Regions from separate parts of the Mus musculus genome. Here regions 2 and 3 are each linked to region 1. The links are chromatin loops, found by intact Hi-C in ENCODE. Cell type or tissue: left cerebral cortex. All regions are shown on one strand.

Region 1 (8,000 bases):
GGGCAGCCTGGTGCTAGAAATCCTAGAAGACATATCACAAAACAGGCAGAATATTTCAGCTACTGATGGCCAGAAACTCTGTACTGCATTTAAGAACCCATGAATGAGGGTAAAGTCATTAAAGGGCGGGGAGGGGGGAGATACACTGGAATTCAACTCTTTGTCTGATGAACAGTAAGGTGCTGAACACTCTACAAGTCAATGAGAAATCCCCCCCTGATTGAGCATTTAGGGGCTCTGAGACTAAACTTTATAGGAATCAACTCATTCTCTCTTTTCTGCTTTCTAAAGCAAAAGAGACAGTCACAGACCAATGGAGAATCAATAAATAACTTTTTAATTTAGGTTCAGAAGTTCTAGCTATTAGATTGCTAATAATATGATGTGAAACAAAACAAAGACAATTCAGTATCCCAAACGTTACATAGAATACTAAGTCATATTAAAAATTTACTAACTGACCATCTGCAGCTTAACTGGATGTGTTCTGTTTTACCTTGTTTAAAAATAATCAAATTACATTTACTGTGTTTTAATATCAAGTACATGGATCTCTCAAAGATCAAGGGAATCTGGAGGATACTGAGGAAGAGTTTATAAAAAAGGTTTATCAGTTTAAAAATTCATCCTTTAACTTAAGGCAAGTATATTTTTGCAATCCAGTAGGTAATTTTAGCATGCATACTTTAAAAGGAGCTACAACTTACTTTATTTATATATTTTTTAAATTTTAGAATACTTAAATGAGCACATGACAGCTGATTTAGGTCTGGGGTTGAAGAGCCCATCTCTAGGGCCAGCACATGACTCAAATACAGCTTTATTCTGTTGACTGGAGACTGGTCTTAATCTGACAACAGGCAATTTCTGCATTTCTAAACATTGGCAAGGAAATCCTACATATTGTAAACTGAAAGAAAATTTTAATTTCTGTATGCTTTAGACAGTATTCTTGGATAGCTGATATAAAAATTTAAATACTTGAATATTTGAATAAAATTATTTGTATTTTTTTAAAGAAATAAAACAGCAACATCTAGATCAGAAGGATATTATGTAACTCCTTCGTCAATGTCTGGGAGCCAATCCTTTGTCTGCCCTCAATAGCTGGTTGCCCCCCCTACTGAAAAGGACAATGTCTAATTGTTTGAGAAATCTTCTGATTCTTTGCCCCATGAAGATGTAAAGACACCTCCCATATTCCAGAATTTGTTTCCTTTAGATGCTATAATAAAGTACTATAAATTTACTTTGGGTTAGTCCTTGTTATGTGACAAAACATTTGCTGGGGATATAAAATGCACCTATCTGTTCACCCCAGCTCATCCCAGCACGGGTAACATCTCATGAAGCTGGGAACTCAGGCACACTGCACAGTCTGCAGCCAGCTCAAGTCGGAGAGTGTCCTTCCAGGTGCCTCCATGCATCTAAACCTCTACCAGGCATCTCCTCTTGGCTGAGGGCCTTCTTTGCACCTGGGCTCTGCTTAGTCTGGCAGAGAATGACCTAGAGAATCTGGTTAGTATCAGGGAATTCTAGAATCTATTTTGTGGGAGCGGTGTTGCTTATCTCTTACTTAGGGTGCTTTTCTGAATGTTTTGATCTTGGAGGAGACTGCTATACAGCAGCCCTAGAAGCCATATTTCCAAAATCCCATTCACTGGATAGAAACCAACATAGATCCCAGGATCTGTGTAAGAGACTCATTTTTCTATGCCTCTTCTGTCTCCTGGTGTCCTCTGTGGCTGGCTGGCTTGTGGCTACATTGCAGTAATCCTTGCCTTCAAATACATTTTGCTCCTTTCTGTATTAACTCTTCTCTTGACTCCTATTCTTGAAACCATGTGGTCTCATTTAGGGTCCCCAAAAGCTAAGATAATCTTTCCATCTGAAGAATTTTAACAACATCTTCAAAGTCATGTGTCATCATAGGCCACATTTACAGGTTCCAGGGAACTGGGACATGACTGTCTTTGGTGTCTGCAGCTCTGTCTATGACTTGAAGATTGCATTGCCAGAAGCCAGGTTTCCAGAAGTCAAAACTTTGCCTGGCAGTGGACTAAATCAAAATCAGTTTAACAGAGGTGTCTCTCACAGATCATGAGGGACCTTGAATCCAAATCTGAAGGCTGAGTTGTTCCAACCAGACATTCTGAAATGCTAAGATGGATCATGAGTAGCCCATGTTTTAAATGCAGGTGATAGTGCCCATGACATCACTGAGAGTTTGTAACCTGGTAGCAAATATCTGTGACCAATTCTGTCTCAATAGTCCACTCAGACTTCTGCTCAGTTTCCGGCAATGCAGCTAAATGTGGATGAATACATATGGATTATATTGAACCATTTATTACTTATTGAGTATAAGACATTGTGGTAAGGCATGTCCTGTGCTGGTTAAGACCAAGTAGATTGCTGGGAACTTGGTTCTTGCTGTAGTAATTGGTGGTTAATTTTTGGTCCCTTCCCCTTCTCCTGGTGTCATCTATAAAATATCTAATGAGCAGATTGCTTAGAGCAGTGCTGATTCATGGATGGTCTCTGTAGGTTAATAAGCATGAAGTGTTGTTAGTTTCGAGGGAGAAACTTAAGTATTAAGGTTTTCTGGGGGTGGATGGCTGGGGGCAAGATAAAAACAAATCATTTTTATATGTGAGTTAAGACAAATGGTGCAACAGAGATCTGATGTTTAAGAGATCATTGTTTTGTTTCTTAAAACCCTTAGTCAAGAGATTGAGACTAAAATAAGAAGAGGTAAAAGAAAAAAAAAGTAATTTTATTTTAAAGAAAGAAGAGTCTGGGTGGCTTTCTGTGGTGGTGGTACCAAAACAGTTTGTGGCTGGGCAGGTGGACATTCAAGCACTGTGTAAAGAAAGGCCAGATTGGGCATGTGTGAGAGACTTAGAGTCCAGTCTCTAAAGAAAGCTTAAAAGTGTCACATTTAGTGATCACCAGTTATTAACCCCGCTAAACCTCATCATAGAATGAGAAATCACTCAGCCAAAGGTAAAACGTCCCTGGCTTTCTCCAGGACCTGGTGTTTGGGATACAGCCAAGCATGTATTTGAACTCCTCATTTCAGTGTGATAGAAAATGACCAAAGTTTGTCATCATAATTGAAGGGCATTTAGGGGCATTTGTGAATATATACTATATCTTGAGGATTATACTAGAGTCTGCTGACAGAGTTATAACAGGGAGAGATGAAATTTTTCCTAGAGTCTTTGTGGCTGGACCGAGGGGGAGGGAGCCCTCAGAAAACAACTTCAAACTTTGCTGGAAAGAGAAAGAGTAAATAATAAGATATTTATTTTAAAAGAATACATACATACATACATACATACATACATACATACATACATACATACATACATACATACATACTAGGATAATAGGAAATGACAAGCTAAGCAGGAACTTTAGAATGGCAAGTGGAAACAGCTGGCCTGATAGTCTCTACCAAGGCCAGTGATTGCTCAGTGATTAAAACCTGGGAATAAATACACCTCTCTAATATTAAAAGTAATGCATGGCTCAACAAAAAAATACATCTTCACACATTATACACAGCGTATGTGACACCATCGCAGTGACACCATCAATCGGAGGACCTAGGTGGGCTTGTGGGAGATCCAAACACCTACCAGCCTGAGTCCAGAGGTTCCCAGGAGGGCGGGGACCAGCGGGGGAAGTTGGAGTCGGGAGCGAGCGCAGAAGCACGTGGGCTAAGGGGGTGGGAGGACGCCGGGCGGCGGAGTAACCGGTGAAGTGTCAAAGAGGCAGGAGTGGAGGGCTGCGGGGGTGACAGGGTGTGGTCTGCCTGGAGCGGCGACGTGGGAGAGCGGGACAGAGGCCTGGGGCTGTGGATGGTGCCTTGTTGTGCCTGGTGCGTTGACAGCGCGCAGCTGAGCGGCTACTAGGGTGTCCCGGGCTCGCCAAGTGCCCAGCTCCAAGCTGTGCCAGCGACCTCGCGGGGGCCCCGAAGCTGGACACCTACGAGTGAGAAACAAGAGGTGCTCAGCCTTCCCGGCAAGTAAGTGTTTCTCGTCTCCGCCACCCGCGCCTTTCGCTGCCCACTCGAGCTCCCGGAAAGCGCGCGGGGCTCAGCGGCGTCCAGGGATGCTCCCGCAGCGGGCGGAACCTGGGGATCAGGGATAGGAACCCAAGAGCTGGGAAGAAAACTAGAAAGAGGGGATGAGAACCAGGGAGCAGGGGATGGGACTAGGGAACCAGGATTAGGACCAGGGAGCAGGAACGGACAGTGGGGAGAGGTGGCATGGACCCGCCCGAGGCCCCCGCCGCTCACCCCGGCGACGGCACAGTGGCAGGCTCTGATATTGCCCATCTTTTGTGTCTTACCGGATCCCAGAGCCCTGCCAGGCCGGGGGCGGGCCAGAGGAAGCCACTTTAAGGCTCCGAGCTCCACCTCTCTCCACCCCACAGCCCTGGGAATTTCGGTGCGGACCACAGGGCGTCGGTGCGTTCCAGAGCCCGGGCCAGTGGGTGGTGGTGGCTGGACCACCCGGTATCCCCCCCCTGGGCTTGTGTTCTTTTTAGGTACAGAGGCTCTAACTGGTGGGTGTTGGGAGGCAAGACTGACTTGGGAGCTGGGAGCGCCGAGTCTGATGCCGGTAACCACCTGCTTTCAGGCTTTTCTTGGGGTCTGGAGGAGCAGGGTAGGGAACCAGAACCCGAGGCCCTGAGCGTCCCGCGCCCAGCGCCCAGGCTTGAGCGCCCGCAAGCAGGTGCTCATTGGGTGGGTCCCTCCTCTGGCTCATTGTTCCCGGTGACTGTTCTGGGGCCGGGCTCGGCTACACAGACACAGCTCACAGGTTAATAAAAGTGGTGACTTGGAGGAGTGAGGGTCGGAGTGGACTTACCCATTTTGGAAAGGGACTTCTTGGTTCAGAGAGCGAGAGTAGTCAACAACAGAGACCATGCGTGAGTGCAAAACTTAGATCTGACTGATTCTGCCAGCCAGCATAGCGAATGGAGCTTAAGAAGCAGAATCTCCCTCCTGGACTGAAATTGTTTTCAGAATAATGAAAGTGGAGTTTTAAGCATTTTGGGCAACTAGCTATTTTCTCCAGCTAGCACCTATTTCCTTAAAGGTTCTTGGGCGGGGTTTATTTCCCCCCTACCCTCTCCAGCTCTCCCTTTATGGATGTGCAATCATTTTTGCACCTTCAAGTAGTAAGATTGCATGGTTCTGGGAGAGGAGTCTCCTTTAATAAACAAAGTGTAATTTCCTCTGTACATATGCCCACACAGTGGTTTCGAGTCCATGGCTCCCATTGATGTTAACATTTATGGATGTAAGTGGGCTGAGAGACAGAGGCCGAGGGAGCCTCTTCTTCCTCCTCTCCTTAGGGAGCTCAGGACATCTTGAGCAAACCCTTTTCTTTCGCGATAGCATACTTGTCCTTATTTGGCTTTCCCCCCAGTACTGAAATGACAATGATCTCACCTGTTCACCATCTCAGTGCCTTAGTCCCTGAGCTAAGGATGCGTTCCTTCCTCCTTTTTCTAATGTGCACATCCCTTAGCAAAAGATATTGAAATATAATTTCATGTAAGTACTGTATGCACACATGTTTATGCATATGCATTATGTATCTGTAGTTGGTTGTGATTATCAGTAGTTACTAAGAAACACCACTGTGCTTCTCCCTGGATTTAATGTGCCCATGACCTGCTAAGTGCATTGTCTGCTGAAACCTGGAGTTCAGCCCAGGGAAAAATATCTCATGTGAACATCTCTCTGGATATAGCTTTTTTTGCGTTTGGAGGGAGAAGGGATAGGTGGAGCAGTGTGGGTGTTGCTTAATGTACAAAAGCTGTATGTCTGATTCTAAGACTGCAAGTGTGAATTGGGTAGATGATAAATAGCACTGGAAACCTGGGCAGGCATCTCAGGCCACAGACACCCATGCAAAGTATTGTGTGTTCTCCTTCTCTCATTCCTATCACTTTTAATGTTTATATCCTTCATGCTTTCCATAATAACATTGCTTTCCTTGTGCTTTTCCTATTTAAAAGGAACTTTTCCTAGAGCCTACTGTTAAACCTTATTTTCACCATGATGCTCTTTGGGTGCACTGAATTATTATTTTTTTTCTTTTGCTTGTTTTCTCACTGTGTCCAAGTTATTGTGGGAACAAATGAGCAATGAATCAGTGACGTTCTAATGAAGATTAAGACATGAAAGTTATCCACAGCTATGTTTAAGCTGAGTACTCATTTAACCACCTCCCCACATGACCAATTTCAGTTAGTAGCTTGTTCATCTTCCAAAGTCTCCAGACTCTAAATTCTTCCCCAGATTGATGACTACACTAAATCTCGATTGTAAAAGAACAGAACTTAATTATTTGGGTCTCATTTATCAGTCAGCAATGTTTAGCATTGCCCAAAGAATAATTTCATTGAAATATGCCTGATTTTAAAGTGTGTTGGGAAAGGTCCCTTTCAAATGTGTTTCTTCATGAGGGAAAAATGAAGTTCTTGGAAAGCCATAATTTCTCTGCTCTGAGGCCCCGTAGCCATTTGTATTTATTGAGTTTTCCCTTCCACAGGAAGAAAGGGCCATTGTTTTGTTGTCTAGGAGCTGAAGGAAGATAGAAAGTGAGAAAAGAAAAGAAGCAGTTAAAATGCTATTTCCTCTTTCAGAGGGAGAAAGTGTTATTTGAGTAAATACTGCTTGTTTTCTTAAAGGTTTACTAAATCCATGTTAAGGGCCATTCAGAAGTTTTTGGTATAGAAATGTTACTACTAAAATTTCATGATCAGTTTCTATACAGAAAACCTGTACTTTTAAAGCCAATCTAGGGGTATTTTTCATCATTCTATACATTATGAAATGTTACTAAATCGTCATTGTCAAAACACTGGAATTTCAACAAATATATATTGGAGTGCTCTGTTCTTCCCCAAGTGCTTTCATTGTAATAGGCTGTCCGTGGAGACTCAAAAGAACATCACTGATGTCATGGTGTGCTTTGCATCTTAAAATAGCAGCTAGTGAATTACAAACATTCATTACTCTACACCACTTGCTGTAATTCCTCAGGACCCTCAAAGAGAGAATTATTTGTATTCTAGACATTCAAGTCTTCACTGTGTCAATGTTCAAAATAAATAGCCTTTCAGATCAATACCTGTTAAACCTGAGTCTTTTGATATGTTCCTTCTGTGTCATAAATGCATGGTCTGATGAAGGAACATACTGTTGAAAACTTGGTGCCCAGGAGGTTGCAGAGGGAAGGGCTGAAGAGGGAAGAAGAGTAACTTCCATTAAAAGTTGAGTCAGAACTTAGCAAGTGGAAAGATGAGCTTCCCTTTCTGGGTGGAGCACACTGGGCACACTGAAGATCATCTGTGTTCAGAGTTCAAGCCCATGTCATTTGGCTTCTCCAGACTCCACTCTCATACGAAGGAGCCCTACTGTGTGCATTTGAATGCTGGCCTTGGCTTTCCATAGTATCAAAGCTCTTTGTTTCCTTAGTCTGTTTTGGGAGGACTGCTGCTCCATTTATGGAAAAATTGAAATAGGGCAAAATATATTTCCAGAATTTTTTAGCAAAAACTTTGGTTTTATTCCATGACTGCTCAATAAGTGTTCACTCAACAGGGGATGCTTGATACTTAATTTGCTTGATGAAACATGAAATGCTGGTCAAATGACTAAGCTAGGTTAATTAAAATAGTCCTTTTAGTTTCCTTTGGCATAAACTTACTTGAAGAAAATGTTATTGAGTTAAGTGTTGAATCTAAAAATCAACAATGGTTTGCTTATATTTCTTTTAAGAGCAAGATCAACTTAATTAATGAGAAGGAAATCAGACTAAGACAGCCAATTAACTAGCTTATGTATATATTACCTAGCCTTTTTGAGGAAAATGCATTTGCAAGGAAGGGGTGTAAACTTCTGAGGAGGCTCAGAGACAAACGTTGTGATCTACAATGCTGCTCCTTTCTCTTCTCCTCGTCCTTGTCTTATT
Region 2 (8,000 bases), 890 kb before region 1:
TCCAGCTGTGTAGCATGTCAAGACTCTCATGATCCCAAAATCCGTCTGCTAATGTTAAAGGATTCTCCTGGTATTCTAGATTTGTTTCAGGAATGAGAAAACATTTGTCATCTACCAGGCTCAAATCTGCATATTTCCAGTGTATATTAACTATGTACATTAACAATGATATTTTGGATTCAGGAAAGTCACTCATCCTTCATAAAGAAGCTCTTTTTATGTAAAAGGTTTCTGTGTAGGTCTAACAGGCCAGGTTCTGTGAGTAGGAGACATATCCTCGATGAGATTTCACCCAGATGACAGCCCTTGCAAAACAAGCTGACATTCCCACTACATCCTAGCTTCAACCTGAAGGCTCTTATAACATACACATAACTGGTGATTTAGGAAATGTATGAATTCCAAGGGCTTGTAGTGGATTGAAAGTTGCTAGATGGATTTTAATAGGCATTGAGAATTGATAACATTAGATGTCTGAAGCACCCATGGATGGTCAAAAGATTCTGTTTTACTAAGGAAGTATGATTAAGGCAAATGAGTATTCATTTATAATTAACCACTCTCACACATAAGCCAGTAAGAATTCACATAACCTGCTTTGAAGTGAAACAGACATTAATTATTTTTATATAGTCCTTTTCAGAAGGAAAAAGGTAGTAAATTCTCACAGAACACACGATAGCCTCAATTTTGTTTTGTTTTGTTTTGTTTTTTAATTAGGTATTTATTTCATTTACATTTCCAATGCTATCCCAAAAATCCCCCACCTGCTCCCCACCCACTCTCCCACCCACCCACTCCCACTTCTTGTCCCTGGCATTCCCCTGTACTGAGGCAGATAAAGTTTGAATGACCAATGGGCCTCTCTTTCCACTGATGGCCGACTAGGCCGTCTTCTGATACATATGCAACTAGAGACACGAGTTCTGGGGGTTACTGGGTAGTTCATATTGTTGTTCCACCTATAGGGTTGCAGATCCCTTTAGCTCCTTGGTTACTTTCTCTAGCTCCTCCATTGGGGGCCCTGTGATCCATCCAATAGCTGACTGTGAGCATCCACTTCTGTGTTTGCTGGGTCCCAGCGTAGTCTCACAAGAGACAGCTATATCTGGGTCCTTTCAGCAAAATCTTGCTAGTGTATGCAATGGTGTCAGCGTTTAGAGGCTGTTTATGGGATGGATCCCCGGATATGGCAGTCTCTAGATGGTTCATCCTTTCGTCTCAGCTCCAAACTGTGTCTCTGTAACTCCTTCCATGGGTGTTTTGTTCCCAATTCTAAGGAGGGGCATAGTGTCCACACTTTGGTCTTCATTCTTCTTGAGTTTCATGTGTTTAGCAAATTGTATCTTATATTTTGGGTATTCTAAATTTCTGGGCTAACATCCACTTATCAGTGAGTACATATTGTGTGAGTTTTTTTGTGATTGGATTACCTCACTCAGGATGATGCCCTCCAGGTCCATCCATTTGGCTAGGAATTTCATAAATTCATTCTTTTTAATAGCTGAGTAGTACTCCATTGTGTAAATGTACCACATTTTCTGTATCCATTCCTCTGTTGAGGGGCATCTGGGTTCTTTCCAGCTTCTGGCTATTATAAATAAGGCTGCTATGAACATAGTGGAGCATGTGTCCTTCTTACCGGTTGGAACATCTTCTGGATATATGCCCAGGAGAGGTATTGTGGGATCCTCTGGAAGTACAATGTCCAATTTTCTGAGGAACCACCAGACTGATATCCAGAGTGGTTGTGATAGCCTCAAATTTTAACCTGTTTCAGTTAAATAATTTAAACAATTTAAGCTGCGTTCCTTTAACTTTACAAAACATCTAACTCTGAGGTATTATTCTATTACTTGGAGATGGGTCAAGGTTTGGAGATGACCATGACTGACCAGTGTTACTCTACTAACTGCTGGAAAGGAAATTTGAAAAACACATGAGTTTACTGACCAAACAGGACTCATGTGAGTACTGACTGGCCTGTTATGAGTGTTAGAGTCTCTTTTTCCAACATGTCTGCTCCTGGGGTTGCTATAGTAACTCCAAAGGTGTCCTCACTCCTGATTACTGCCTGCCACAAGGTCTTGAGATATCTTAGAATTTAGGTGTCTGCACTGCCACATGCCCCTTGCATGACTGTCATTGCAAGGCAAAGCAATCAGACAGTGTCTTTAATTATGCTGTAACTTATTATTCACAGGGAATGTACCTCCAGATTTTTTTAAGCTGTGTCTTTTCTAGGTTTAAAATACAGGAAGTGTTTCTTAAAAGATCAATATTTTTATCTTAAAAGTTACTGAGTTCCTTGAACTTCACTCTTACAGAGAAGTTGGAGAAGTATTGGAGACAGGTTGTTTGTACAAGACATGTTCTCTGTTTGCAAATGTTGCCTTCTGAGGGTACTGCAATCAATAATTTTTCTCCACATGAATTAGAATTATTCAATCAAACTCCATTCAACTTGAACCATGGGCTCTGTTGTTGAATACTTGTTGGAACCATAAACATAGTTACTAAAACCTTAAAGAACCAGTATGTCACTGATAAAAAAATATCATATTATAATGCCCTTGTGAATATATGGGGTATACTGAAGGGCAGTATGATAAGAGTCTGGCAGAAATTAATCAAAATAAACCAAGAATCTGTTTTCAAGTTTGATCAGGGAGTAATTTTGAAACCAAATGTGCCTATTAACCTCACTTGTAAATCACACAGCAAAGATTCAGGAAAAAGAATCTGGAGGGAAGGTGGTGTGTTTCCAACACCAAGGAGAGATGACCTTGGACTGTCACTATTCAGTGGGTCTGAAGTATAGTTTTCAGGATGTGCAGGAATGTGCAGATTTGATGTGCAAGGTGGAAACTAGAATACAGTCAAATGGCGAGGATCCAGAGATTGAGGGATGGTTGTGGATGGATAGTAGCACTTTCAGAAAGCTTTTGTTAAAATTTGGGAAAGATTGGGCAGGGAAAAATTTGGGCTCACATTTTCTTGGCCATTAGGGGGCATCAGCTGAATGTATGATGTTTATCTAAAGGCTCCCAGCCCCCTTTCCCCTGCAGTCACTTTCTGACTCTGGAGAGAAGATTCAACAGCTGGTCAGTATTTATACAGATGTCATGGTTGAGTTTCCAGCTGTATAGATATGACCTTCAGAGAAGAGACACTCTGAAAACATGAGCTCAGTTTTGTGATTCTCTTTACTTAACAGAAGTCATATTCCTAAATAATAAGATGTCACGGACTGCCTATCTATCTGTCTGTCTGTCTATCTATCTATCTATCTATCTATCTATCTATCTATCTATCTATCTATCTATCTATCTATCTATCTATGTATCTATCTATGTATCTATCTATGTATCTATGTATGTATCTATCTATGTATCTATCTATCTATGTATCTATCTATGTATCTATGTATCTATCTATGTATCTATCTCTGTATCTATCTCTCTATCTATCTATCTATCTATCTATTTATCTATCTATGTATCTATCTATGTATCTATCTATGTATCTATGTATATATATATATATATATCATGCTGCTTCTGGAAAGGCATGATGTTTACAAATGCAAAAAGCCATGTTTATGCTTCCCCCATTAACATCACAGAAGCCAAGGTATCCAATAATAAATCCAAATTTTATAATAAAAAAGTCAATAAATATATAGGTATGGTCACAGTTGTAAAAGAAGCGACACTAGGGTCATAGATCTATGGTAGGCATTAAGTATACAATAAGTGTTAATCTATACAGTGTTTTTTCCACTGATGTAGCTGAATCCTTGTCTACCATGCCTTTCTGAATGTAGGGCTTTAGTGAGTGTCACAGGTGGCCAACTGTGTCCCCCAAGCCCCCCAAAGTAGGACACTCATGTAAAAAACCCTACCTCTCTCTTTGATCTGCTTCTGCTGCCATGACTGAAACTCATTTCCATCTTTGCTAGGCCCTAGATACCTAGGCCAAAATACCTGTGAAACAACTGTAGCTTAAGATTCAGTGGAACTCCAACTTTTCTTCTGCAAAACTGTGAGTCTGTATAATAAGACCTTTCCAGATGCTACTGTACAAGAACTTGCATTGAAATGAAGCATGAGTCACCAAGTTAGGGTAAGTGGCTATGATTTGAACTGTGACTTAGCTAGGATCTTGATAGCTTAGAGGTATCCAAATACCTCTTTAGAGTTTTCAGGGATGGGAGAGTAAAGTAATTAAAAATACATGAAATCTTTAAAGGCACTGGCATCCACTGTGATCCTCCCAAGACATAATAGTGTTTGCTACTTTAGCAGGGTCTGGGAGAGAAGGCACCTTTAATAGCTTCTAGTTAGCTTTTAAGAGTATAAATTAACTCAAACAAATCAGTGGCCTTTCTCTACACAAAGAATAAACAGGGAAACAACGCCCTCCACAACCAGACACTATTGTGGATCCCAACAAGAGCTTGCTGACAGGACCCTGATAAAACTGTCTCCTAACAGGCTCTGCCAGTGGCTGACAAATACAGAAGTGGATGCTCACAACCACCATTCGATGGAGCACAGGGTCCCCAATGGAAGAGCTAGAGGAGGTATCCACAGAGCTGAAGGGGTTTGCAGCCCCATAGGAGGAACAACAATATGAACTAACCAGTGCCCCCAGAGCTCCCTGGGACTAAACTATCAATCAAAGAAAACACATGGTGGGACTCATGGCTCTAGCCTCATATGTAGCAGAGGATGGCCTAGTCGGTCATCAGTGGGAGGAGAGACCCTTGGTCTTGTGAAGATTATATGCCCTAGTATAGGGGGATTCCAGGGCCAGAAAGCAGAAGTTGGTGGGTTGGTGAGCAGGGGGAGGGAGGAGGAGATAGAGGATTTTCAGAGGGGAAACTAGGAACGGGAATAACATCTGAAATGTAAGTAAAGAAAATATCTAATAAAATTGCAAAATGAAAAAGAAACTACACAGTAGATTATGACTTTTTAATGGAGTCCTCTCCTTGAGATTTGCCACCCATCATTTATTTCTTTGTTGGTACAACTGTTGGTTACCTGTCTAACTTGCTCCTGGGTTGACACATGAACTCTTTTCATTGTGACCTGTGGGTTAGGTGCCATTGTTTTCTCTTCAGCCTTGCTATTTTCACTGTGATAGATTTTGAATGTCATTGATTGGGATCCTATGATCCAATTAGTATAACTGAGCAAAGTGCTATAAATATCTTCACAAACAAACCCTCTGAATCTATACATGTAGTTACTACTTAATCTCTTGGCAAAATTGGATTTTACTCTCTGCAACTGTGCATTCCTTTTGGATCTGGAACATGGTGTCTATAGTGGATTTTCTTATGAAACAATCATTAGGTATATCTTCATGCCCACTCTGGTATGCTTATTTCACAGTCTTTTAATTATTTTAACTGACTTCTATGGGACTTCTTCAGAATACATGGTTGTTTTTTTCCATATTCTGTATAAAATTTATATTCATACAAGAATATAATATTATTTTCTGGAATTCTTTCTAAGATGCTACATTGTGAATGTTGGGGAATTATTCTCAAGCCAATAGTATTTTTATCCAATGTATCTACAATTATTGTTATGTTAGTTTCTATTACATTTGTTGCTATTTTTCCATAATGTTTGAGACAAAGCTTCCATCACTGTGAACCACAGATTGGTCTTAGATTCACAATCCTCCTAGTGTTTCCTCCTAGCACTGGAATATATAGGGTGGGTGACCATAACTAGTTTAAGTTATATTTCTGATACACATTTCATCACACAGTCATTTAAAATATTTACAACTAAAATATACATTAAAATAAAACATTCTCATTATTGTGGGTGGAGTTAGGTTGGGGCATGCTCCAAGCATGCATGAGGTGATCAGAAAATTCTGTGATGGCAGTTCCAAATTTACATGTAGAACTCAGGATTCAAAGCCTGTAAATAATATCTTTACATGTTTAACAATCTCATCATCCTTTTTTTAATATTTGGATTCACATATACCATTTGTATGCATTTCAGAGGCACAGTATGTTAATTCACTGTATATATAACTACTGGATTGATGGGTTTTTATCTATTAACTTGACACACCTAGAATTATCTTGGAAGGAGTCCTTTCTAAAATTAGCTTATTTCATTTTACATCCTGCTCACTGGACCCTCCTGGTCACCCCTTCCTACAATCTTTCAACCCATTCCAGTCTCATCTGAGTAGGTGGGATCCCCTTAGATATCCCTGCACACTGACACATCAAGTATATGCAGGACCAAGTGCAGCTTCTCCCAGAGTCCAGAAAAGGCAGTCCATCTAAAATAACATATTCCATGGACAGGCAACAACTTTTGGGATATGGAAAGCCTATGTATGTTCTTTTGTTGGTGGTTCAGTCTCTGAGAGCTCCAAGGGCTCAAGTTAGTTGACTTTGTTAGTTTTGCAAGGAGTCTTAATGAGAAATTATCTTGATCAGGTTGTTTTGTGGGAAGGCCTGTAGAAGACTGTCACAATTGTCAACTAATATAGGACACACTGTAGGTGGTACCATTTCAGGGGCTTGGCCCTGAACTGTCTATGAGTGAAGAAAGCTAGATGATCATAAGCAAGCAAAGACTCATGGTTTATTTCTTCCCCCACTCTTGACTGTGAATGCAGTGACTTAGGTTTCTGCTTTGAGTTCCCTATAGTTGTGGACTTCAACCTGAAGTTATAGGCCAATAAATCCATCCTTTTTATCAGGGTATTTTATTATAGCAACACAAATGAAACTAGGACAATGGTTAATACCCAAATAAGCACAATTAGCATTTCTATTTCTTCAAATATTCATCACTACTACACATTGAGAACTCCTAGACCCTCAGTTATTTTGAAATATATAATAAATTGTAGTAGACTATAATTATGCTTTTTTGCATCTTAAAGATGAGGTGAAGAGTTCGTTAGTTAATGGGTTTTTTTGGCTCCCTTCATCTAGAACCATCACAATCCAGTCCTGCGTATACTTTCTTGACTTGTGCTCCATGCTCTAGCTATACCTTGTAGCTTCATATTGGCATAGCCCCTTTCTTCACCTCTGGGAAAAGCATCCTCAGAAGACTATGTTGTCATTTTTACTAACTGGAATAAGATTCTGTACTTCAGTTTTTTCAAGAAAAATAACTTCTGTGGGCTAGAAGCCATGCTCACAAATCCTGTTGAATTATCTCATTTGAAGGAACTTATGAGAAGTAGTGCTGCCAGCCTTTGCTTCACGATCAGCCCTCAATGGTTCTGAGGTCTTGTCTCTACAGTTCTTGGAGACAAGAAAGAAGTTGGTTTCTATCCCTCTTTCCATCTTTATCACTCAGTCCCTGTGCACAATGACTTGCTCTTGTGGCTGCTAGAATCTGGAACAAAGCTTTTTCTTTGGTCATCATCATTTTTGTGATACTTTGTATTTCCAGAGCTACATACTGATTGATAGATTGGATTAAGAAGCTTTAGCATTTCTTCGTGGAAATTTGTATGTTTCATAAAAGAAAATCCCTGCATAATCTTGTTAAAGTTGTTTAAACATATTTATTTTAGTATTTCCAGATGGTTTTCTTGGTCAGTTATCTTTTTCTTCTGCAAAGGAGAAATCTATGTTTATGGTTATTTATATAGTAAGTATGTAAACATGTGGACTAAATAGTGTCTACTGGATTTATATGCAACATGCATAAGCATTCTCAAACTTACAATTCAGTGTAGTATTAGTGACATGTCCTGTCATCTTGTCATTATACCTTTGGGCCCACACTTCCAGCCTATCATGGTGGGAAATGCATGAAGTCAGGAAGTTGAGGCAGCTGATCTCATTGCAACCTTAGTCAGCAAGTTGAGGAGAATGAATACTAACACTCATTTATCCCCTTTATATCCAATTTGGAATCCTAGCCCATGGGACAATGCTGCACATAACCTACCTCAGTTGACTGAATGTAGATAACCCTTCACAGATACAT
Region 3 (8,000 bases), 780 kb before region 1:
ATCTCAGTCGTGTAAGGATACCCATATTTCGCATGGATGCATGTGTGCATGTGTGTGTGTGTGTGTGTGTGTGTGTGTGTGTGTGTGTGATTGCGTGTAGTAAGGGGAGAACAAGAAAACTGCAGTCTCCTCACTTAGTTCTTTCTCCCTGAACTTTGTCCTAGCAAGGTCAACTAGCACTATCCTTTACTATGCCTGTTGCCACTCTAAGATGTTTACATTGTTCTTCTAGTCAACTGCCCTTTCCATTGTGCCCTTGAAAATATTTTACTCAGTTGTATTTGCATGTTAAGTGACATATAGGGCCAGTGACTTTGGATCATCTCTCATCTACTGAAAGAAGAATGTGGATTCTCTTAATGTGAAATGATGATTCCAATAACAATAGATGGCTGGGCTTTCTACTAACTATTTTATCTGTGTGGTGGCTCTTATTTCTAATCTTCATTTTACAAGATCAGAAAGGGTGAGTGTCTGAGAGCAACTAGAAATTGCAGAATAAGATTTCAGCTTAGGAAGGTGATGTTCAACACTGCTTCTCACCCTGCTTATATGATCCTAACTTCCTCTCCTCTGAAGTTGTTTGTCCCTCTGTACCCAATCTTGGCACCTATTGGCCCGTCCGGCCTCTTGTCTATACATTCACTACCTAACTTACCTAACTATTTTGCTTCACTTTGTTAATATCTCAGTCAACACCATATACACAGATATTTTTAAACTGCCTCCAGAGTCAGCTTTTTCATTTGTAGAATGGGATTACAATGCATTTTATCTCCTATGACTATTCAGAGGATTCAGAAAAAACATACATATAAATGCCTTTGCAGAGGCCCTAATAGAACTGTTAATGAAAATAGTATGGAAAAAAATTAGTCACATTTAGTGAATATAAACAGTGGAACATAAATAGCTGAATAATTTGGCATGAGAAATACCATTAATAACTTGGATGCTTTCTGACAGAGCTGGTGGTCAAGAATACTTAGAACAGAGTTTCCCCATATCAGTTGCTCACAAAGCTGGGTCTACCCCATCTTTCTGTTTCCTTTGGGCAGTGATTCTGAATTCTCAGTTTATTTAAACAATAGAGATAAAACATATTCCCTGCCCCATCATTCTCAGGCTCATCCTGTGTTCATCATTGCTAATTAGACTTGGAATATTACAGTCCAAAGAAGGACGGTAAGAAGGCTTGAAACAGCTTACTAACTTAGTCAAAGGACATCAAGAAGGGGTAGCAGAGAGTCTAAATGTAGGGAAGAGAACTGTGAAAGATGCTTAGTTAGATGGCAAAGGAACCTAGATCTAGATACCTGGGTTCTCCAATTGGCTTATCCTGCTAATGCTGTATCTGTCATGCCCAAATTCCATGTCTTTCTTTTCAACTCTGATTTTTTTCTCACCCTAGTCTCCATCATTACCACCACCACCACTACTACCACCACTACCATCAGCATTTTCTCTGCTTGGCCCCTTCTCTTGTATACCAGTAGGTTACACTCAGCATACTGCCATTTTCTTCACCTTGCTGGACAATACTTTGCACACTGGTGTGTAGTGGGTGCTCAGTAGATAGTCACCAGAATGAGATTTATTTCTTCCCAGAAAGAACATCTCATGGGGAGTGGGAGAGGCCACAGTGGGCAAGATTTGGGGTAAAGCCATGCAGAGTAGGGCTAAGAAAAAGAGCGCTGTGTTCCACTTGTTTCAGAAAGGTCATGCTGGGCAGCACTCTGCCTGACTTTAAATAATGTGTGTTGTTGGAAGGGGTCTAGAAAAAGGTAAGTTTTGCCTGAGGAGGGCCTTTGTTTTCATCTTAAAAAATAATAAGCAACCTTTTCATGGGAAAAAGAAAAAATGACATTGCTTCATATAAAATGTTAAGGCTTAAGAGATTTTAAAAAAATACTGTCTTATTCATATGCATACAGCTGTGCATAGAGTCTTTGGTAGCTTAAATGCAAGAAGAACTCAGGATAACTGAGTTGAAATCCGATGCAATGCCTAATTAAAAATGCAAATTCAAAGTTGCTAGAGCTCTTCCAGCTGAGCAGAGTAAACAGGAGAGGGGAGAAAAGGTGGCATAAAGTCACATAGAGAACTGAAAGGATCCTGTGTGATACAAGAAGCAAGAAGCATAGAGGAGTCTGGTGTCAGAGGAGTAAGGGATGCTGGGCAAGAATCCTTGATGGGGCAGAATCAGAATCAGCTGAGCTTGAGCAGGACTTGAATTTTATTTCCAAGTATTGGACTGCTGCTACTTAGAGGAAATACCCTTGGCAAGTATTACTGAACCCCCACTGTGAATAAGCATGCAATGTATTATCCACTGCCTTTTCTGGGTTACACAGAAGTAGAAGAAAGATGAGAGGCAATCTAGGTTAGTGAGGTGGAGAATTTAACCCAATGTTTTGATGCAAAGACAATGATGCTATGATGAATGCAACCTACTGTACACAACTAAGGAACCAAGAGTTGGTGACAGGGCTTGGGCAGGAGAGTGCTACTGCTGAACAGATAAGATCAGAGTTGAGGACAGACATGAGTTTTCATGCAGTTTGGACATGGCAGATACAACATTAGCAGGACAAGCCAATTGGAGCACAAAGCTGGGTGGACAAGCCAGCTGAAGAATGCAGCTATGTAACGTGCATTCTTGCCTGTTTGTCTCACCCATCCAAACTTCCAACATCTATGTCTGCTCCACAGAAGTAGCTGACTGAGGAGAGGAGTATACAGCTTGCAGAGCATGACATTAAGAGAGACGCCTTCCCTGAGTGGACAGAGTGGAAGGGCATCACACAGACAGGGCTTTTTGTCCTCTGTGCACCAGTGTGAAGATTTAATGCTAAGCACAGAGGCAGTCTGAACAGTGTAGAATAGGGTTGCTTGAAGTCCACGAACTGCTCAGCAAACACTAGACACAAAGCAAGATCTCTTTTTGTTCTGGGTTTTTCTGGGGGATGGTTCGTGAAAACTGGTTAGCTTTTTTTTTTTTCTTAACAAATCTAATATGACCAGCCTTCTGTAATATGTGAGCTTCACATATTACATATTCACTTCATAGCATGCCTATGCCTTATGTACAGCCCAACAGAGGCACTCTTCATATTCGTTGGAATCACCAGGAATGCTGCTGAAATATAAGCCATTAGGACCACCCTAAGACATTTATATTCTTCTGAACTAGTGTGGAGCCCAGGGAACAAGATCTCTTGAAATCCTTCCGGCTAGGCTACAGGCACTGGTTAGCCAAATGGGCTTTTCTTTCATCTTTAAAACATGCCCCAGAGTTCCCCTCCTTTGTGCTTTTATGAATTTCAAGGTTAGAAGCAAAATTCTGTTATGGATGTTCGTCATCTGTATTTGAAAGAAAATAGTAAAAAACGTTGGTAGACGTCTAGTTGGCCGTGCTAGTTTGATCTGCAGGCTCCACAAAGGTGTTGCATCCCTGGAGTCCGTTAGGATCAGTCAAGGGCAGATATGAACGCTGTACTAACAGATACCATGAGAGGGCAGCAGAGAGCTGGCAAGATTTTCTCTACAGGGCAGGGAAATCTGGCTAGGCCGGATGGAGAATTCTTGGCAGATGCAGGAGGAGGAAATGTTTGAACCTTTATGGGGAGCAAAGGATGTAGTTATCTTTGCTCCATAAATATCTTAAATCGGAGTCATTACTCAATTGATAAACTGAGATCAGTGGAGGACTGAACACGGTGGGGTCAGTTTTAAACAGGAGCAATGGACTTATGCTCTGAGATATTGGCGAAAACCTCAAACAGCAAGCCAGTTTGTGAGATGAAGCTGGGTCTTATAACTACTCATGAGACCCATAACCTGAAGAGTCTTTTGCCTAGATTCAAACCCAAATCAAGAGAAAAAAAAATCTTTATCTAAAAGTTGAGCAAGTCTTTGCAACCTAAAAAAACACATGTGAACAGGGTATGGAAAGGAACAGATGAGAGCCAGGATTGCACCGGTGGCTGCTGACATCACTGACAAAGTCTCTATAAAGCTAGTGCCTTCCCCATCGGGAATAGCCATTAGAAGCTCGAGGCAGACACAGGGGTGGTATGTGGCTTGAGGCACACGGGACCTCCTTACTAGATAAACTCAGAACCAGAAATGTAAACTACAGAGATAGCACCACACCCAGAGAGACTATTTCAAGGTAAGCTGGCAAAAGTTTGAGAATTGCACACTGCTTTGTTGCTGGTAGTGTGGGCTTGGTGCTACCTTAGACTGACATTTCCAGATTGTTCCCTGACATCTTGCTGGTGTAGGTGCAGACCTGAGCCTCCACCTCACTTGGGAGCTTATTACAGTGTTGAATCCTTGGGTCCTGCCTCAGACCTACAGAATCAGAATTTGCATTTTAACAAGATCCCCAGGTGATTCATATGCATATTATGCATATTAAAATTTGAAAAGTCCTCTGCTAGAATCCAGTCTGGATAGGATCTGATGCCACTGATGTTATCGAAGATTAATAAGGACACTTTGGAACAGGGAGATAGACATGCTTCAGTAACATTAAGTAGGTATGTTACTAATGTGTATATTTGGGGTATTTTGTTGTTGCTATATCCTATTTTGTTTCTCATAGTTACATACAACATTGACAAACATCTTTTTTCAGAGACCCAGTAGTAGGGAAAGCTGTGTCCTATTTCAGTTTGAAGGAACATGTGGATCAAAATTGGCGTTATTCAAAAAGGATACATGATTTGTTGGAGGTTGTCACTTCTGTGTGCTGACTCCTATCTCCCAAAAGTAGCTTGGTTGCTTCTATTTCTTCTTCTTTTCTATTTAATTAAAAAAAATTTGCATACACTGTGTTCTGATAATGCTTTTCTCCTCCTGTAACTACTCTTCCCAGATCCTCCCTGTCTCCCCACCCATCCAACACCACATCCCCTTTCTCCCTTTCTCATAAAAAATAAAAATAAAAAAGAATGTCCTTCACAGACTCACCTGTTTGATGTTTGTATATTTGGTCCTTAGCTGACGATGCTGTTTCAGAAGGATGTAGAACCTTTAATTGGTGAAGTCTTGCTGGAAAAGGGGAAGCACTGGGTCAGGGTGGGTTTTGAGATCTTACAGCTCAGCACCATTTTCTGCTTGGTCTTTGCTTCCAGACCCTGAAAGCAGTGTGACCATCTGGCCTCCTGACCTGCTGCTAGGCATTCCCTACCACCATGACTATGCCTCCTTAAACTGAAGCTGAAGTAAGCTTTCCCACCTTATGAAGTTTTTTTTTTTCCACAATGACGAGGAGCATAATTAATATGCTAGCTGAATGCCATGTACTTTTAGAGGCCATTAGTACATTGATCACAAGACAGTATATGCTTGTATTCGTTTCTTGTCAATGTTTAAAGATAATGCACCAATTCAGAAGCTTAGAAGAGCACAACTTTATTTTCCTATAGTTCTGGAGGTCCAAATTCCAGTTCACTGGCCTACAGCGATGGTGTCAGCAGGACTTGGTTGTGGAGTGTTGGGTGGGGAGGATCTGAGCCTTATCTTTCCAGCTTTGATCCACTCTTGCTAGCCCCATTGCTTTTCATGTCTCCTGTCTCCACTCCTCTAACCTTAAAGTCAATGGTTCAAGATCTTGCTTCAGACATGCAATGTCAAACTTCACTTTGTGTATAAGAACGGATATCTGTGCTCATGCATGAAGCAAACTCACATACTGAATACTGTCCCTATTTCAAAAGCTTATTTCAGTCACATTTGACACAGCCACTTTTTCCATATAAGACAACATTCACAGGTTCTAAAGGGGGAAAAAACCCATATGCTGTTTGGTAGGCATTATTTAGCCTGTCATAAGTTTTAAATTACAATGTGCATTAGCATATTATAAAACATGGCTTTCCCACTGATTAGGATAATGTAGGTTTGGGGCTGGAACAATGGCTCAGTGGTTAGGAACAAGTAATGCTCTTCTATGGAACTTGAGTTCAGTTTTAGTAAAGTTCTCAGCACCACTTCAGGTAGCTCACACTTCCTGTAATGCTAGCTCTAGGGTATCCAGCTTCCTTTGCTGGCTTCTGTGGGCATCACGCTCTGGAACACACCTTCTCACATGGAGGTGAATGCTAATATGGGACATTTTGGATCTTGAAAGACAACTTAGAAATTATCTAGTCCACTCTTGTTTACTTGTATGAGAGATTAAATCTCTAAAGACAGTAGTATGCCCAGAGTCACACTCTGACTTAGGACTTAGTCAATGACAATTCATAGAGCAGTTACTATGTACCAAGCTTACAAAATTGAATACCATGATCAGGAAGAAAGTCAGGGATGGTGACCTTGCATTTAAGAGTTGTGTACCCCAATATTTACTCTGGAAACTAAATTTCCTGAATTCAGTTACAAACATATATAAGCTATAGGGGAGATCTATAAACCTAGTGCTATTAATCCATTATTGATAAATCAGAAATAGCATTGAGCACATGTGCAAATTTAAAAAATCAGACTCTGGTTTTCTGGCCAGAAGTAAGTTTGCTTATTCCTCTAGAGAGAAGCTCTCCCATGGTTACATGGCAACCCATGGCCAGCCAAGTCCTTTAGGAAGCAGAAGAGAGGCAGCAAGCCAGCTTCCTGTGCTCCTCTCGGTCTCCTTCAGGGAGATGTATTGGAGCTGATGGGACTCCAGGCACGGTAGAGGGAGAGCTTCTCTCACATGGAGCACCAATTTACCTGAGCTGGAAGAGCCAGATTGTCTATTCCCCAAAGGGTTTGTGGCTTGAACCAATGATGCCATTAACTTTCTCCATATGCATCCATACATATTTTTGATGGCATGTCTGTCAATCTGATGTTTGTTATTGTATGTCAAACACATTCAAAATCATTTCTTTGCAGCCCTCAGAATAATATGCTTGCGTACAATGTGAACATAGTGACAAAAAGCTTTAAAGCCCTGAGTCATCTTTCTTGTGCTAATTGAAGTCATAATCCAGTCGTCTCTAGCTTAAACGAGAAATATACATACATTTCAAAATACTTCAGATATAAAGCAATTCCTTAGGGCTTGTTTTTCTAAGCTCAATGAAAATTAAAAATCTTTTCACAGTAACAAAAAGACATTCAGTTAGTTTCTCAAAATCATTAATATGTTTTGAAATGCAAGTTATTACCTTTGTATGTGGGTGGCTAATGCAGGCTCCCATGTTTTATTTGGGGGTAAGAAGTATTGACTAACTAGCCCGCTTTCTACCATCATTGGAAGGGTCTTTTCCAGGAAGAAACTGGCTGGTCTCTTCTCATCACAGATGAATGCCATGATGGATTGCTGGTGCTGGTTTCTGTGACCTTGGTTAAACATCGTAAACTGTGGCATAAGGAAGAAGATCAGAATTTGGGTCTCCATCCTGACACAAACACTCCGAAATTGTCATGTAGAGAGACTCTCTTATAAAAAGCACCTGTAGCCGGGTGTGGTGGTACACACCTATAATCCCAGCACTTGGGAGGCTGAGGCAGGCAGATTTCTGAGTTCAAGGCCAGCCTGGACTTCAGAGTGAGTTCCAGGACAGCCAGGGCTATACAGAGAAACTCTGTCTCAAAATGACCAAAATAAATAAATAAATAAATAAATAAATAAATAACAATAAAAAATAATAAAATAAAAAGCATCTGTCATTAAAAATGCCCACAGCCAATGAGCTGTGGCAGGAAATAGAAGGTGTGACACTGGCAGGAAGAGAGAGGATTCTGGGAAATAGTAACAGATGAGAAAGACATGGGGAGAGCTAAGAAGATTCTCTAGGAAGATGTTAGGAGACAAATGCATCATACCTGAGTATAGGTAACCAGCCATGTGGCAGAATGTAGATTAAACAAATGGGTTATCTTAAGTTATGATTCTAGTCAGAGAAGAGCCTAGCTATATGACCAAGGTATTGATAAATATATTTTGAGTCTGAGCTTATTTCTGGGAGCAAGGGGCTGGAAGGAAGAACCAGCCCCTAACTTCT

The links. A loop is a pair of places that touch in the nucleus more often than their neighbours do. Peaks named below come from ENCODE experiments on the same cell type or tissue, not always from the same donor. Only the 100,000 strongest peaks of a DNase experiment are listed, where the experiment ranks them.
Region 2: a loop joins it to region 1, with 5 times the contacts of the local background. A loop is called at or near these places in 4 of 42 quality-filtered maps.
Region 3: a loop joins it to region 1, with 9 times the contacts of the local background. A loop is called at or near these places in 8 of 42 quality-filtered maps.

The regions. Positions count from the first base shown.
Region 1 is chr2:124,086,229-124,094,228 of GRCm38, forward strand. It overlaps a transcript of Sema6d not described here. Among named protein-coding and RNA genes, the nearest start is that of 4930517E11Rik, 40 kb to the right of the region's middle. In left cerebral cortex, no CTCF peak of the experiment used is centred here; DNase peaks (open chromatin) are centred at 3,806, 4,056, 4,405, 4,617 and 2 more places; H3K4me3 peaks cover 2,573 bases; H3K27ac peaks cover 1,922 bases.
Region 2 is chr2:123,191,688-123,199,687 of GRCm38, forward strand. No RefSeq gene overlaps it. Among named protein-coding and RNA genes, the nearest start is that of Gm34430, 270 kb to the left of the region's middle. In left cerebral cortex, a CTCF peak has its summit at 3,012 (motif pointing right); a DNase peak (open chromatin) is centred at 3,002.
Region 3 is chr2:123,308,895-123,316,894 of GRCm38, forward strand. No RefSeq gene overlaps it. Among named protein-coding and RNA genes, the nearest start is that of Gm34430, 380 kb to the left of the region's middle. In left cerebral cortex, a CTCF peak has its summit at 3,513 (motif pointing right); DNase peaks (open chromatin) are centred at 3,530 and 3,958.